Regions from separate parts of the Homo sapiens genome. Here region 2 is linked to region 1. The links are chromatin loops, found by intact Hi-C in ENCODE. Cell type or tissue: mammary epithelial cell. All regions are shown on one strand. Links, peaks and the distances in the headings refer to the core of each region. The heading gives the core; the rest is flanking DNA. Region 1 has its middle 150 kb from the start of SMLR1. Region 2 has its middle 220 kb from the start of TMEM200A.

The links. Hi-C counts contacts between places; a loop is a spot of excess contacts. Peaks named below come from ENCODE experiments on the same cell type or tissue, not always from the same donor. Only the 100,000 strongest peaks of a DNase experiment are listed, where the experiment ranks them.
Region 2: a loop joins it to region 1, with 4 times the contacts of the local background. A loop is called at or near these places in 2 of 110 quality-filtered maps.

What each region holds. Positions count from the first base shown.
Region 1 is chr6:130,675,152-130,683,499 of GRCh38, reverse strand. No RefSeq gene overlaps it. Among named protein-coding and RNA genes, the nearest start is that of SMLR1, 150 kb to the left of the region's middle. In mammary epithelial cell, for the core only: a CTCF peak has its summit at 7,216 (motif pointing right); DNase peaks (open chromatin) are centred at 2,239 and 3,159; H3K27ac peaks cover 1,427 bases.
Region 2 is chr6:130,585,213-130,593,560 of GRCh38, reverse strand. No RefSeq gene overlaps it. Among named protein-coding and RNA genes, the nearest start is that of TMEM200A, 220 kb to the right of the region's middle. In mammary epithelial cell, for the core only: no CTCF peak of the experiment used is centred there; a DNase peak (open chromatin) is centred at 5,240; H3K27ac peaks cover 791 bases.

The DNA of each region.
Region 1 (8,348 bases), core at 21-8,020:
AAAGGGAGGTGTGGGTCAATATTGTGGCATTTCATCTCGCTTTGCTCTCCCAGTTTTATCTGCACTTCTCCCCCAGGATTCTGTTTTCTCCCTCCCATCACTTGATGGTGGACAGCTAGTTTAGCCTGTGGATGGGCAGCTAGTGGGAAACTCTAGCTTCTGTGATTTTCTGCTTCTGGGTTAGCAGGGAGGGATCTAGTGGCACAAGACAGCACATATGCTATGCGGGAAACTCTCTTACTGGGGCTCCTCTTTGTCCCTTGCAAAACATCCAACTTTGGGTGTGAGGTTGGGAATTGTGTGTGTGTGTGTGTGTGTGTGTGTGTGTAGAAAGGGCTCAGAAACTCTCATCTCCTAATTCCAACACTCAGCACTCCCTTCCCTATGCTCTCTTTCTAGAGAACGGCACATTTGAGGTCTCCTGTCAGCATCTACCTAGGCTCAAAGTCAGAGCTGCCTCACTTTTTCAGGGATTTTTAAAGAATAAGTTTTGAGGAAGCAAGGATACTTTGATTTTGCATTTTTTCTTTTGGCTTCCTTGATTCTGGCAAATTTTATCTGGTTGATTGCTTCAGATTCCTCCATTGTCTAAAACGGCAACTGCTCTAACATTTTTGTTTGTTTGTTTGAGACGGAGTCTTGTTCTGTCGCTCAGGCTGGAGTGCAGTAGCACAATCTCGGCGTACTGCAACCTCCACCTTCCCAGGTTCAAGCGATTCTCCTGCCTCAGCCTCCCGAGTAGCTGGGGTTACAGGCACCCGCCACCACGCCCGGCTAATTTTTTGTATTTTTAGTAGAGACAGGGTTTCACTAGGTTGGCCAGGCTGGTCTCCAACGCCTGACCTTGTGATCCATCCGCCTTGGCTCTCCAAAGTGCTGGGATTACAGGCGTGAGCCACCGCGCCCTGCCAACACTTTCTTAAAGGAATAGACTGGAGGAATATGAACCAGAATCATCCTCTTGGATATTTGGGACACTCTACCAGGATGATTTCTGGTTATTGCTTTGTACAGAGCATAGAAAAGTTAACGTGCTTGTTGAAGTTCTCTCTCTCTTTTTTTTGAACAAGATGGTGGCAATGATGAATTGATTTGTTAACATGAGGCTTTGAAATTACAGTGCTTTTTACAGACTTCATATATCTATATTGTCTCCCCAGAGACAAAGAAATAAAATTGACTGCACCTCTATTCAAATGATGCTATTATATTCCCATTCCAGAAGTGTACTTCTGGTGGTGCACTGTTCATCACTTGATAGATGTTCTTACGGTAAATCACTGTAAAATGAAGAAAGGGCCAGGGGAGGGAACTTGGCAAATTGTTAAGAATTCTGCGATGTTATTGCATTCTGTTCAGCTTATGATTCAGAATTTGAACGACGACGTGTGCTGATTTATTAATCATGATATAAGGGACAAATTGTCAGACATTAGCATTGGAAATCATTGTTTTAGACATTTCATAATTTTAACAAAGCTAAAGATTAAAAAACTGCTTTATTAGATGACCTTTTTCTATTTGTAGTGGTGCAACCTGTTCTTGCCATTCTGTCAAACACGTTGAATGTGAATAGATGGAATAAATGCCCAGTTACTGTCTAATAAAAATAGCAATTAAACAATTACTATTATTGGTTAAAAACCATTGTATTCTTTTCATAATCATCAGCTACTAATGGATGAGCAATAAGACGCAGAGTTTCAGAAGTACAGCTAAGCATTATAAATATCAAGTGTTTATAAGCAGTTGACCTGCATGCATACACATTTATCAACTAGAAGTTAGGTAAAAATAAATTAGACTTGTAGTGTTTTTGTTCTGTTTGGTTTCCAGTCTCTCCTGAGATAGAATTATCCTTTAATACAAAAAGGCTGTTCATGGTATTTCACCTTTTTTTCCTTCTCAGGGAAAAATTCAATTGTGAAAATGGAAAAAAAAGCCACAAATGTTTAAAAAAAATGAGTTTTGGCTTTGAAACAAATTTTAAACTTAATATTTTATTTAATCCTATAATAACTATATAATATAGAGTAGGTCTTATTATCTTTACTTACAATAAACATAACTGAATTATTTCAGATTAAGTTAATATCAAAATAGTTCCTCAACCTTCCCAGAAAAACAGGGATGAATTTCAGCACTTATGACTCAATGCCTTTATGACCTATTCCTGTTATTGTTGTTATTATTTCACCATCGGGCTATTTATATCTTAGTGTGGGATGACTTAGGAAAATATTTCCCTAAGGTTTTTGGTCTCTCAATTAACATCAAACTGTTTGAGTGAAGTTTCATTGCCAGAATTCCCCAAACTACCAAGAAGTTCTATTCAGATTTTTCTAACCATAAATGAGCCTGTTTAGTGTTTCCCATGACCATATATCAAGATATTTTCAGTTTCAGGCTGGACTAGTACACAAAAGGACTTAAAAGCCACAAAGGAAAATCTGCCACCCCTTATGGCACTAGAGTTTTCAGATAAAATTTCTATAAAATGCTAGTTTGTATCTTAATGAACGTTAGACTGTTCTAATTATTTGGAGTCACATTACTATTTATCTTGTGGTAACGAAAGATTCCATTCAGATACAGTTTTTTTTCAGGGTACACCAGAAATTCTTAGCAGTGTTTCAGCCTTTAAGGAGAGGGAAGGGAGATTACTTTTTCCTTTTTGTACTATTTAAAGATATCCATGTATTACTTTTATAAAGTTTAAAAATGTACAATACTCATGTAAAGAAGTGAAAAATGCTTTGGGAGGCTGAGGTGGGCGGATCACTTGAGGCCAGGAGTTTGAGACCAGCCTGGCCAACATGGTAAAACCCTGTTTCTACTAAAAAAAAAAAAAAATACAGAAATTAGCTGCGCGTGGTGGCACATGCCTATAATCCCAGCTACTCGAGAGGCTTGAGGCATGAGAATCACTTGAACCTGGGAGATGGAGGTTGCAGTGAGATGAGATGCCCCTGCACTCCATTGAGCTACAGAGTGAGACTCTGTAAAAAAAAAAAAAAAAAAAAAAAAAAAAAAAGTGAAAAATGAGAATTGTAAATTCATCTTCAGGCGATTCAAGAATATGTTGTGATGAAGGATTTTCCAGGCAGCCTATATCTACAAGTTCAGACTAGTCTGAGAAGTAAGAATTAGAGCTGCCGGGCTACCATCAAGCATCCAATTTTCTGAGTAATCAACTTGGCAAGAAAGTAAAAATGAAGGGGTGCTCATGGTGAAAGTGACGAGGGAAATCAGCACTTTCACATTCAAAAGAATGTATGTCAGATATTCTAAAAGTTAAAATCACAGCTAACAAGAATATCCTTAATGATTTATTCCCTCAATAAATCACTTTGTTCTTGTGAAACAAATGCTGCAATGTACTTTCTTTTTAAATCTATGTCTCTGTCTCCTTTTGGCTGAATATTTTAACTCAGTTTTGCTCTTACTGCCTTAGTTTTCTAAATGCACATTTGAATCATTGTTCAATGGCAAAAGTCATATTACAAAGTGTTCCACGTCTGTGGCAAGGCTAAGGACCACAATTCCTGGGAACTGGAGTTGCACTTTAATCCCTCAAATTAGGGAGGAAAGGCACTGCTTACCCTGACATGAGAAAATGCAAAGTTATGATGTGGAAATAATCTTCGGGCACTTACTGAAGGGTTTATCAAGTGAGTAATTTGTAAAAGCTATACACATAGTATTAATGTTAGTTGAGTTTACCTCTGTACCAGGCCCTGTGCTAAGTAGTTGTATTAGTCAGGGTTCTCCAGAAAAACAGAACCAGTAGGATATGCATTTATCTATCTATATAAATATATATGTGTTAGTTATATAGATACATGGGGATTAATTATGAGGGATTGGCTCAAGAGATCATGGAGGTTGAGAAATCCCACTACTTGTTGTCTGCAAGATGGAGTCCAAAGAAAGCCAGCGTTGTACTTCCAGTCCAAGTCCAAAGGCCTGGAAAACAGGGGAGCCAATGTGTAACTCCCATCTAAGTCTGAAGGCCTGAGAATCAGTAGCTCTGATGTCCAAGGGCAGGAGCAGATGAATATACCAGCTCAAGAAGAGAGAATGAAATCACCCCTCATCCAACTTTTGTTCTTTTTGAGGACTCAACAGATTGGATGATGCCTACACATATTGGTGAAGGTGATCTTCTTTACTTAGTCTGTTGATTTAGATGCTAATGTCTTCTGAAAATACCTTCATAGACACACCCAAATATAATGTTTTACCAGCTATCTGGGCATCCCTTATCCCAGACAAGTTGACACATAACATTGACCATGAGAGTGCTTTAGCTGCATTATTTCCTTTCATCTTTACAAGTGATGTGATGGGAGGTTTTTATTTTCCTTATTTTATAGATGAGTTGAGAATCCCAGAGGAATAGTAACTTGTTTTAAGGTCACGTAATTAGCAAATGGCCAACCTCCAGGGTCTTAAAATACATAAAGACCCAAGCAAAAAACATTTTAATTTCTACCAAAGTTATTCATGCCCTTCCTCTTCCTACATCCCTTCTCTCTCATTCTTGTATTCTCCCAAAGTAAACTCCTTATTGTTCCTACATCTTTATTTTTTAGAGGACAAAACTCTTTAATTTCCCTTGTCTTTTCTCTCATATTTTCTGACTATCTTTTAGCTCTATATTCTGGGGGTTTAAAAAATTGTGTTCACTAATTATATTGGATATTTCTGCTGAGTTATTAAAATGTAACTAACCAAACTTAATCTTTCAGATGTATGGCAGACAGACTCTAAGTTGATCACTCCGTGATACTGCCTCCTGATGTTCATGCCTCTAAATGTGGACAGGCTGTCATTTGCTTCAAAACAACAGATAGGAAGCCACTTCTATGATTATAATATGTCATGTAATATTTCATCTTGCTGGTTGACTTCCTCTACAAACTTTCCTTACTGGCTTGATGAAGTAAGTGGTACTGTTGGGGAAGCTCTCTTTGGAAGGAACTGTAGAGAGACTTAGTAACAGTGAACAGCCTCTAACTGATGAAAACAGGCTCTAGAGGATGGAAGGTGGCCTTAGTCAAGTCAGCAAAGAGTCAGAGCTCTTAGTCCTACAACCAAAAGGAAATTAATTCTGCAACAACCCCAGTGAGCCCAAAAGTAGACTCTCCCCCAGTGTGTGTATGTATGTATGTATGTATGTGTGTATGTGTGTGTGTGTATTGAGGCCTGGTCTCACTCTGTAACCCAGGCTGGAGTGCAGTGGTGCAATCTTGGCTCACTGCAACCTCCACCTCTGGGGTTCAAGCAATTCACCTGCCTTAGCCTCCCGAGTAGCTGGGATTACAGGCACGTGCCACCACGTCCGGCTAAATTTTTGTATTTTTAGTAAAGACAAGGTTTCACCATGTTGGCCAGGCTGGTCTCAAACTCCTAACTCAAGTGATCCACCTGCCTCAGCCTCCCCAGTTTAGACTCCTGATGAATATGTGGCCCAGTCAACACCTTGACTGCAACCTTGTGAAACCCTAAACAGAAGGCTCAATTGAGCTGTGGCCAGACTCCCAACGTGCAGAAACTGTTACACAACAGATAGGTATTGTTATAAACTGCCATGTTCATGGTAATTTGTTATGCATTGTTATGCAATGATGGATAACTAATACAAGAAGGTTTTGTTCTTTTTTCATAATATCCTGTTCATGTTTTATGGCTCATCTTTTAAAAAGCATATACATTTGAATATTTCTTAAAAGTTTTCTTCTTTTTCCTGAATTATCTCTATTTCTTCCAGTGTCATTTTTTATTTATGTTATTGATTTTCTTTACTGCTGCTAGTTCAATACCTGGTAACCATTGCTTATGCACTTGTTTTAAGTCAGAAAGACTGCATATATTTGAGTTTTCTCTGCTCTTGTTTAAGATTTCCTACCTCAAAATCTCTCTTCTCAGTATGAATTCTGTCTAGAAACTCTGTGTGGTGTTGACTAATAGCATTTGTGTTCAGGTAAATGTGTAAGAAGTCAGTTGTTAGGCTACAGAGGTTCACATGTTAGAAAGAGAGAGTTTTCATTTTGAGTCACTAAGCTAAAAAGTTTAATTATCTTCAAATGTTTTATTCAGTCTTTAGGGGAAAATGCTAACAGACTTTGCTTTAGATGCAGGATTTGGGGAGGAGGATGAAAGTGTAACTTCTCACTTCCATCCTGCAGGAGTTACAACAGGGCATTTCTTGTCATCTATACTGCTGCCTCCTCATAATTATGTCTGGGCTGTGGACCTCTTTGGTCATTTCATCTATCTGTAAGTTTTTGTCCATCTTCGGTTTTCCAGAAATGTTGTGAAGTTTTTCTGTCCATTATAACGACTCCTCCTGTTCTCTTGGCTCTCCTTTTTGTACATTTGTTTCAGAGGGGATAATAGTCAGCAAGGGGTGACTTAAACAACAGAAATTTATTTTCTCACAGTTCTGGCGTCTATAAGTCCAAGAACAAGGTGCTGCAGGGTTGGTTTTTGGTAAGCCCTCCCTCTTTGGATTGCAAACAGTCACCTTCTCACTGTGTCCTCATGTGGACTTTCCTTTGTGTACATGTGCTCTTTGTGTCTCATCCTTTTCTTATAAGGACACTAATCTTACTATATTTATGGTTCCACTCTCATGACCTCATTTAATCTTAATTACCTCCTTTAAGGCCCTATCTCCAAATATAGTCATCTTGAGAGTTGAGACTTCAATGATTTTTGGGGAGACACAGTTCAGTCCACAATAATGAAGAATCTCAAGGAGTTTACCCACTGACACTGAACTAAAAGGCAATCAACCCCTTTGTTTAAGAACACTGTGTTGTGTTGCTGAATTGTTTTGAAGTCTGGAACTCTTTGGATAACTGCTAGAATCCTTAGAAGAGTAGAGCTATTTAAAAGGAGCAAAACAACAACAAAAAGCACATGAGCCACAAAAAATGCATGACTGGCAGAGCTGCTGTCTTACTTCAACTTGGGACATAAAAACAGAAGAGGAAAATGACCAGATCAAAGAAAGTGAAGGCATGTGGCCTTCCTGGAAAACAGTGTGGGCAGCAGGGTGGGCAAGAGCAGCTCAAAGATTTTCTGGGTGTAGGCTGGGGAAGTGGGAGCCAGGAGCCAGCAGCTGGAAAAGGCAGCAGGTGCTGGAAAATCTTGATATTTTCTGTGAGCCAGAAGAAGGGATTTGGAAGTGCTGCATTCCAGGGAGCCAGCTGGTGGAGCCAAGTCACAAATTTCTGCTCTTTTCTTTCTGAGGATGACCCTCTGTGGCTCTTGGCTGGTAGCCTGAGAAACACCTGTTGCAGTTATTAGGGCCCGGGGACTTGTTTGGGTTGCTTAAGCTTAGAGACTAGATAGTTACCATCAATAAAAATAAACTTATCTTGGCCAATGGAAGACTCCATTAGCTGACATCTTTTAGTAAAACTCATTTCCCTCCACAAAAGAGTCTGCTGTTCAGGTACATATTCCAAATCATGCCTCTAATATGAAATAATGTCTTTTAAAGCAATAAACAAATTAAATAAAACACATTAAGGGGATAAGATGCTCTGGACTATAAAAATAGCTGATTGTTTTCACTTATTTCCTAGCAACACTCTTGTTTTTCCATTTCAAGCTTAGTGTTCACAAGTAGCTTCAAATTATGATGTTTTCTCTCTTATATAAATGCATTAATTCACAACACCAATTTATCTTTAATTGATCATAGTTGGGTATTGCTAGAATCCTAGAATGCTTTTCAAGGGGATCAAGTTTCAGTTTTTACAGTTTAAAATCATAGCTAATTTTGTATATAGAAAGAAGCAAAGGAGGCTATCCAAATTCTTTTAATAAGTTGGAATTTTGTTGTAAATATTTCTTAAAATATTTGTGTAACCTCTTAGAATTTTCAAATAGCCTTATTTTTACAGGGATCAGTAAATATAAAGATATTTTGGGTATTTTATCTTCACAAATTTCTAAATGTTTTTACTTTTCTGCCCTTATAACTCATCTGGCACTTTAATAAAATCAGAATATATAATTTTTCTATTTGGGGTGCATATCCTAACTCTCCAGTGATATAGTTAGTTCTTTGAGGGAACAGGTTATACCAATTGAGCTTGGAACTCAATAATCAATGTTTGTTAAGCACCAGTACATGCTACATTCTGTGCTTGGTACGTGAGGCACAATGACACGTCATTTGTGGTTTGCATCAGTCATTCACAGCCGGAGTGGAAAGATAAACACAAAGAAAGATAATTTCAGTATAATACAAATCTCAAGATGGATGCAAAGGTCAGCAGTTCTCAAATCTTTGGGTCTCAGTACCTTCTTACATTCTTAAAAATTATTGA
Region 2 (8,348 bases), core at 318-8,317, 90 kb after region 1:
CCTGATTATTAGCATCTCAGACCTCTTCCATCTTAAAAACAAAGCAAATGTTCAGATTCTCCATTTTCTCTTTTTTTTCCCCTTCCTAGCTAAATCACTTACCAGAGTTGACCACACCTGCTACTCACTTCACTTTTCCACCCCACTATGACTCAACCTGCTGAAGTTGGGCTTTTGTCTCCTCTGCTCTATTTAGAACATCTCACCAAGTCCACCAATCATCTCCTGGTCAATAAATGCTCTGGAAAATTCTGAGTTATTACAGTACTATCTGGAGCATCTAACACAGCTGCACACTCCTGTCTTCATAATCTGGCCTTCCTTTGGCCATGGACTCAATTTAGAATCTATCCCAGATAATTCAGGATGTTCTCTCCGTCTCAAATCTGGCCTGTCTTTGTGATACTATACTTTTCTGGTTTTCCTCCTGTTTCTTTGGCTACTCATTCTGTCACCTTTGGGGGTTCTTCTTTCTCTGTCTATCTATACAATGTGGTATTCCTGCAAGTTCCATCTGTGTCCCTTCTAATTTTTACTGCACTTGTTCTTTCTGGGATTTCCCAGTTACTCCTATGGCTTCAGCAATCATCTATGTGCTGATGACTTACAAATCTGTGTCTCTAACCCAGGTATCTCTGGTTTGAGCTACAAACCAACATTTCCAATTGCTTTTCTTCTTCCACTGGGGTGGCTCTCCTACTCGCCTTCTCTGAGCTCATCATATCCTCCCCCAAGATATGCCCCTCAGCCCACTTTCCAGAATTGAGAAATAATACTACCATCCCCTCAGCTGCTCAAGGTAGAAACCCAGATGTCTCTTCTATTCCTCATATACATACTTACCCAAGTGTTGATTCCTTTCTATTTTACCCCCTTCATGACTCCATGGAAATGTCCTATCTGTTCATCCCTGTATCACTCCTCTAATCCAGAGCATCCTTATCTCTTGCCTGGGCTGCCACTGTTGTCTCATAAAAAGTATCTCTGGCTCCAATTTTTTCTGATGTTAGTTAACACCATAGATAGTGATTTTAATGATTTTTTAAAATCCCCTTATGTCTCTTGTGCTTAAAACCCTCCAATAACACCCAATGCCTTTATGATAGAGTATAAACTTCTTAGAATGACTTACAAGGTTCATCATTCTCTGCTCTCTGCCTACATCTTGGTCTCATCCCTTGCCTCTTTCACACCCACTGCTATCTCACAGAACTTGTTTCATGTATATTTTGTTCTCTCAGCCTGAACCTTCTCTGTTCTTCCCCTATGCCGTCTAAACCCTTGCTCCATGTCATTGTGCCACCACTGGTACAATAGATGAGTTTGCATGCCATTGTACCAGCATTACCATGCAAACTCATCTTTCAGGTTTTACTAACTTTAGGTGTTTGTTTTTCTGGAAAACTCCCTGTGATCTCTGTTCCTGCCCCCTCCGATACTGAGCTGTATGTTCTTTTTCGGGCTCCCATGCATCCATACCTAGAAAGAGTTATCTTAGTGTATTCCATGTTTGTTCACTTGTCGATATTCCACTGGGATGCTTCATGAGTACAGGTGGTGTCTGACTTATTGTTGTTTCCAGAGGGCCTAGCACAGTACTTGGCATGTCAATTATATTCAACAAATAGCATAAACTAAACTTGACTTTAAGACATAATATTCCAGAGATTTTTCAACTCCATTTAATGGAATCTCATGTGATATGGTATATGTGAAGGGGTACTAGCAGTGTCTTAGTGCATGAGTACATACATACATATATGTGTTATAAACACAGACACACACAGCATATACACATTGTCTTCTTTTCCTGTGGCTACTGTAATAAATTATCACAAACTAATTGCTTAAAACAACAGACATTTATTCTGTCACCATTCTGGACACCTGAATTCCAACATCTAGGTAGGTTTTGGCAGGGTTGTGCTGCTTCCCAACGCTCTAGGAAAGGTGCTATTTCTTGGCACCAGCTACTGGTGGCTGTCAGCTTTCCTTGGCTTGTGGCCCCATCACTTCAGCCTCTGACTCTGTCTTCACATGGCTTTCTCCTCTGTGTCTGTCTTCTGTGTGTTTCTTATAAGGACACTTGTCCCTCAATTTAGAACCTATCTCAGATAATCCAGAATGTTCTCTTTATCTCAAAATCCTTAACATAATTACATCTGCAAATACTCTGTTTTCCAAATAAGGTTACATTTACAGGTTCCAGGAATTAGGAATTGGACATATCTTTTTGGGGGCCATCATTCCATTTGCTGTAATATGTTATCCTGGTATAACTTAAAGACAAAATCTTAACAACTTTTGTTTTTCTCCTAGAAAATCAAAATGCTCTATTCCCTACCTGCCCTGCTCTATCCTGACTTTAAATATATATATATTTTATATATGTAACATACACAGACTATATATGTTTATTTTTATATTTATATATATATATATATATTTTTTTTTTTTTTTTTTGAGACGGAGTCTCATTCTTTCACCAGGCTGGGGTGCAGTGGCGTGATCTCAGCTCACTGCAACTTCCATCTCCCAGGTTCAAGCGATTATCCTGCCTCAACCTCCCTAGTAGCTGAGACTACAGGCATGCACCACCACACCCAGCTAATTTTTGTATTTTTAGTAGAGATGGGGTTTCACAATGTTAGCCAGAATGTTCTCGATCTCTTGACCTTGTGATCTGCCAGCCTTGGCCTACCAAAGTGCTGGGATTACAGGCGTGAGCCACCATGCCTGGCCACATATATATATATTTTTGTGTAATATATTCCTTAGTTTGGAGGAAAATAACAAAAGGCCTATAGGTATATGTGTACTGTAGTCATTCCTTTTGTTATTTTTCTTCAAACTAAGCTTTCTAAACTCTACCATTTTAGAGTTATTAAAAACAATTCTGTGTCTTCTGGATAGAATCCCAAGGAAGTGAACAGGTTGTTCCATAAATTTAGGCTTCTTTTAGTATGTGTGCCATTTTATCTACTGAAATATCTGTTCCTTCTCATTTTCAAAGAAGGAAGGGATTAGCTGGTAGCACAACTGGTGCTACAGTGCAGATATTTCTGACTAAATAGGATTATTTTTGCATATCTGCAGACATTTTACATGATTTTTTTCTTCCTAAATTATATTCTTACCATTCTATAATTCAAACTTGGCTAAACATTTTTGCATATAAAACTGTTCCTAGACAATGAAGTTAAGAATATATGTTCTCAAACAGGTTCATATATTTATAAATCTTACTTTTCTTGTAGTGTGAGCTTTTGTTAAAAACTATTCAATCTAAAAATTAAAACTAGCCCAGGATTTAAATTGTGACAAATTTAATTACTGCTTTTTAAATTTTACTTATAAACAAGTATGTTAATTAAGATGACCACAGCTCTCTACTACATATTATGAAGAGTTGGTATCTCTATTTTCAATAATGGTAAGCTACACATAAAATAAAAGGCTTATAAAGATAGTGCAAGAGGAAAAATATCTGTCTGCATATTCAAATAGTAATGACAACTCTTAGCATTATATCATGTTTATAACCAGCTTTCTCTGAACCAGTTACCTTGAATTTCATTTCATTAGTGGAAGCATAGCATCCAAGTCCTAGAAAAAACTGGTGAATTTTACAACTCAAAATAACAATATAGTCCTATAGATTATTGATTTGTGTTCCTAAATTCTTCTTGTAAGGAATGCTAGACATGAATAATATATTTTTAAAAATTAAAAATATTTTCTCTTATTTTTTGAATAAGAATAAAATGGAGCCTCTTTAAGGTTGTGAAGAGGGGCACTTACACAGAGGAGAAGGGGTCTTATCTCATAGATTATATCTTCAAATGCTCTTTATCATTTCTACCCTCTTTTTGATGATTTAAAGTGGTTGCACATTTTTTTTCCAAGAAGGGGCTTATTTTTAAAAAGTTTTTTATTTGTCTAAAGTTCTGATTTAAGCCACTGAAAAATGCATGAACACTTGTTGTTAGTTCCATTGTGTTGTTGCTCCTTTGATAAATGTCTAATAAATAATGATATTCCATAAGTGTAATTATTTCAAATTGCCTATTATGTGTTGTGAGTTATTACTCAAGAATAGATCTTCTATACTTGGTCTAGAAAAGTGATGGACTGACTTCTGTTTTGATGTCATATGGTTTTTCTTTACCAAATTATTCCCTTTAGCATTATGAGTTTTTGGAAAATGAACTAATGATAGCCCTGGGGAAAAAGTAATATACTCTAGAAAGAATTCTTTTAAATGTATATTCTAAAAAGAATTCTTTTGTCAGAAAAAAAGAGGAACAAGAGGGAAATTATTTGAAGAATGAAAACTGTGAGGCTATATAGATTGATTTTGGTAGCAATGACTGCACTTTACTGGAGGAAATTAATTAGGTAATATTTTGGGTGGATAGGCTTATTCTTAAGGTCTAATTAAATAGAAAATCTCTCTGGACAAAAAAAGTAAACCTTAGGATATTCAAGAATCAAAAAAGATTCAACTGCCTTGTTTGAAAACTGACATTAAAAAGTTAGTAAAGGTAACATACCTTTGTTCTTTTGTGAATTTATAAATATCCTCAGGAAAAGTTTATATATATTTAGTAACCTGGTAGGTTTATTTCATTTTGTCTCACTCAAATACAACCTTAGCTTTCATTAAGTATATTTTAATAATACAACACTATACAACATTGTAAAACCCTTTTCTTCAATTCTGGATTTTAGTTGTTTATCTTAACTTAGTTTTATAGTATAAAAGTATGTAAAGTCTATGGCACAAAATATGCTTTATGAATCAGGAAAAGATAAAAATATAGTATTAAGCTTTCTACATAAAATAGAGAGCACTTTTTCCTCTAAAAAGCATATTTTACTTTTATTGTTTAGCTACAAAATCAGTGTGAGAAATAGTATTGTGCATGTCAAAGTTCTTCCATTGTGAATGTGCTTATCTTTGATTTTCACTCACAAAAGAGTAAGATAATGTGGATAAATGTTGTAAAGAAATCAATGACAGAAAAGATTGAGAAATAATATAAGATTAAGAAATTTGTCTATTAATGAAAGGATAATTTTCAAAGAGTTTTTTCTTTAGCTATATAATGGAAAAATCTCCTGAAACATTAATCATAGGTTATTTGCAATGTACGTGTTCCTTTGCAGTCAGTAGCTTTTGGCTAGGATACAAGGTATGTATAACACATGAAGGATTTATGTACTAGACCACAAGTATGTTTCATTGTTTGACACTGTGCCTGATGCAAAGTAGATGCTCAAGAAATGTTTCTTGAGTGAGTCAATTTCATTTCCTGCTACCCTCCAATCCCATCTCAACTCTTTTCCCTGACCCTGTCCAGGTAGCTTATAATATACATGACAGTCTTTTATTGAGTACTTCCCAATCTCAGACATATCATACTGTGTATGTACTTTTCACTATGGCACAAACTATTTAGGTTTTTATTACTTTCCACTTTACAGATGTGGAAACTGATGCTCAAAGAGATTAACTTCCCCAAAGTCACAGTTTTCTCTCTGTCTCTAATCTGATACTCTTCTATTCACTCTTCTCACAGCTGCCAGATTAATCTTTCTGAATCCAAAGTTTGACCACGTCATCCCATGAGTAAAATCTTTCTGTAGATCTTACAAACTTCAGAGTAAAATTCAAACTCCTTAATGTAGAAAAAATATGTTTTATAATTTGACCTTTGCCTTATCTTTCTTCTTCCTCACAACTCTGAGGTAGATATTTTATGATACTTCATCATCTATTTCAAACTTCTTTTAATTTCTTACTAATGGCAAGATTTTACTTCCTTTTTACCTCTGCATATATCGTTTCTTCTGTTTGAAATTTCCCTCTACCCTTCTACATTTGGCAAATGCCTATTTATAAATATCTCTACCAGAACTATTTCAAAATTTCAAAAATGGTACTATGATTTTAAAAGTTAAAACCATGATGAATTTGTTTTGTTCCAGCATGTATTGCTTTAAAGTGGCTCATGGGCAAATCTGTACTGATCACGAAGAACTTACTGTAAGAATGTTCTAGAATTATAAACTTTCCTCTCCACATCCAAGACAAAGCAGCTGATACAATAATTAGGCTACCCTCCTTTCGGCAGTTCTTAGGAGTAAAGAAACAAAAGGTAAGCCCCACAATCTTGGAGAAAATGAGCCATTGAGGAAAGACCCACCTTCTGATGGGCTGGGAACAAGAAAGTGATGGGGACATAGCTTCACATATGGGTGGGATTGTGGCAGCTGGTTTTTCCTTCTAGCCGGGCAGTCCTTCCTGAAGAATAACACAAGGCTAGGGCAGTCTTTTCGTATACAGGAAGCTTGACTCAAAATTATAGTCTAAAATCATGAAGACTTGGGTTAAGAACCTCTCTTTTTAGACATGCCCAGGACCTTTTCTTTATTTGTACATCTTAAAGTCAAGAATCAAGTATAATGACTCAGTCATATCAATCTTTTGCAATCTGGAAGCTGAAATATGACTTGATTTTATTATTATTATTATTATTTTAAAATTGGGCTCCTGCCAAATAAGCATCTTCTGTTCAATACTGGCTACTGTGAATAAAGGGTCTCCTGAGCCAATGAGTGAGTAGCTTCTCTTTATTAGAACAAGGGCTATTATAACAAAGAAAACTTCAACATATTCAAGAGTGCAAAAGGAGTCTCCAGAGAGGAAAAGCACATTGCATCTCAAAGATCTATGCAGATAAACTTACCTTATGATGAGTGAGTTAATCAACTTGAGAGAGCTCTTGAAATACTCATATGCCCACAGACTCCACACTAATTATTTCTGGATTAAAAAATATGTGTCGGGCAGTTATGTGAATAAAGATATGAAAGGGTAGGGAATGTATTCTTGTATATTTGATGGTGTTTGGAATAAAATATCAAGGAATTTATATCTGAGAGACAGAGCTAATAAAGCCATTGAACAAATTCCCAGAAAATGTGTGTGATCTGAAGAATGCAGCAGGGAGCCAGCAAAGGACCAGGAACCCCTGCCCAATGAGTCCAGTGCTTTCAAGTTGTGTTGAGCTTTGCTTCAAGGTTTTTAGGCCAGATATGTTCCAGAAATTTGTTGTGGGGTTTCTGTTCAATCACTTAGCATTCAGAAGGGCAAAGAGGTATTGAAACATCTAAGCTACCTGTACTTGACATTTGGAACCAAATTACAATCACTACTGCCTTAGTACCTTGGAGTTTTTCTCAACAGTTTTATTTTTTATATCTTGTTTACTCTTCCCTTTGTCGTGTCCTGTGACTGTATAGTTGTCTCCTACACGATACTGTGGCCCGAGGTTGTTGTAATGGGAAGCTCATTGCACTTGAGGTGAGTGGTTATAACAGAAGGTCTGTGATCCAGGTATACTACTTATCTGTTCCCTTCTTTTTCTAACTGGCTGTAGCACATAGCTAAAATGGAAAAAAAAAAGATGGGTGAGGGTGTGGATATCAGGAGAATGGGGCAGGGAGAGGTGGGCATCCTGAGCTGGGGTACAGCAGAGTCAATTTCCTGCTTCATGCTGCTGCCTCTGTGCCTCCAGTGCCTGCTCTTGACATCTGGGATCTTACTTCCACTCCAACTACTCCATGCAAACTGTTCTTGCCACGAGCTGCTTTTCTGTCTTAAATGTGGGTGCTATTCTTGGTTTGGGCCTCAGCTCTCTACTCTTCTCTTACTACATTACCTTCTTTGGAAATCTCTCTCACTACCAGATCGTAGGTTCTACGTGGCAAAGAATGATGGATACAAAGTGAAACCAACCAAATTGTTTAGTCAAGGAGAATGCTAAATGAGACCACAAAGGGTAGGACCAACGTTAGACGATGGTTCTCAACCAAGAGTGCACATCACAATTACCCAGGCAGCTTTTTCTAAATACAGACCATCTCATGGCCAGACTCCCTAGGATAGTCTAGGCATATGTATTTTTACAAAGCTTTCTCCCAAAAAAATGAAGTATGTTTCTGGTTAGAACTGCTGGTATAGGAGAATTTAAGCCCTGTTTAATCTATTTCCTCTCTGACTTTTTAAGCACTCTGCATTAAAGTTTGCCCCTGGTGAAGTAAAAAAATACTTTCAGGTGACCAATCATAGTATAGTAGTGTCTGGAAAGAATGATAGAAATAGATGAAAAGGCGAAGTATTGGATGAAAAGGCTGGAATGATAAATAGTTGTTTTTGTCACAAAAATCAGACTGCATGCATTATGTGGGAGGAATCCAAAGGTTTACTAGATGTGTGAACATATTAATTGTCAACCAAACATCAATGTCAGATGAATTACAGTCTTTAAAGTGGTACGCTT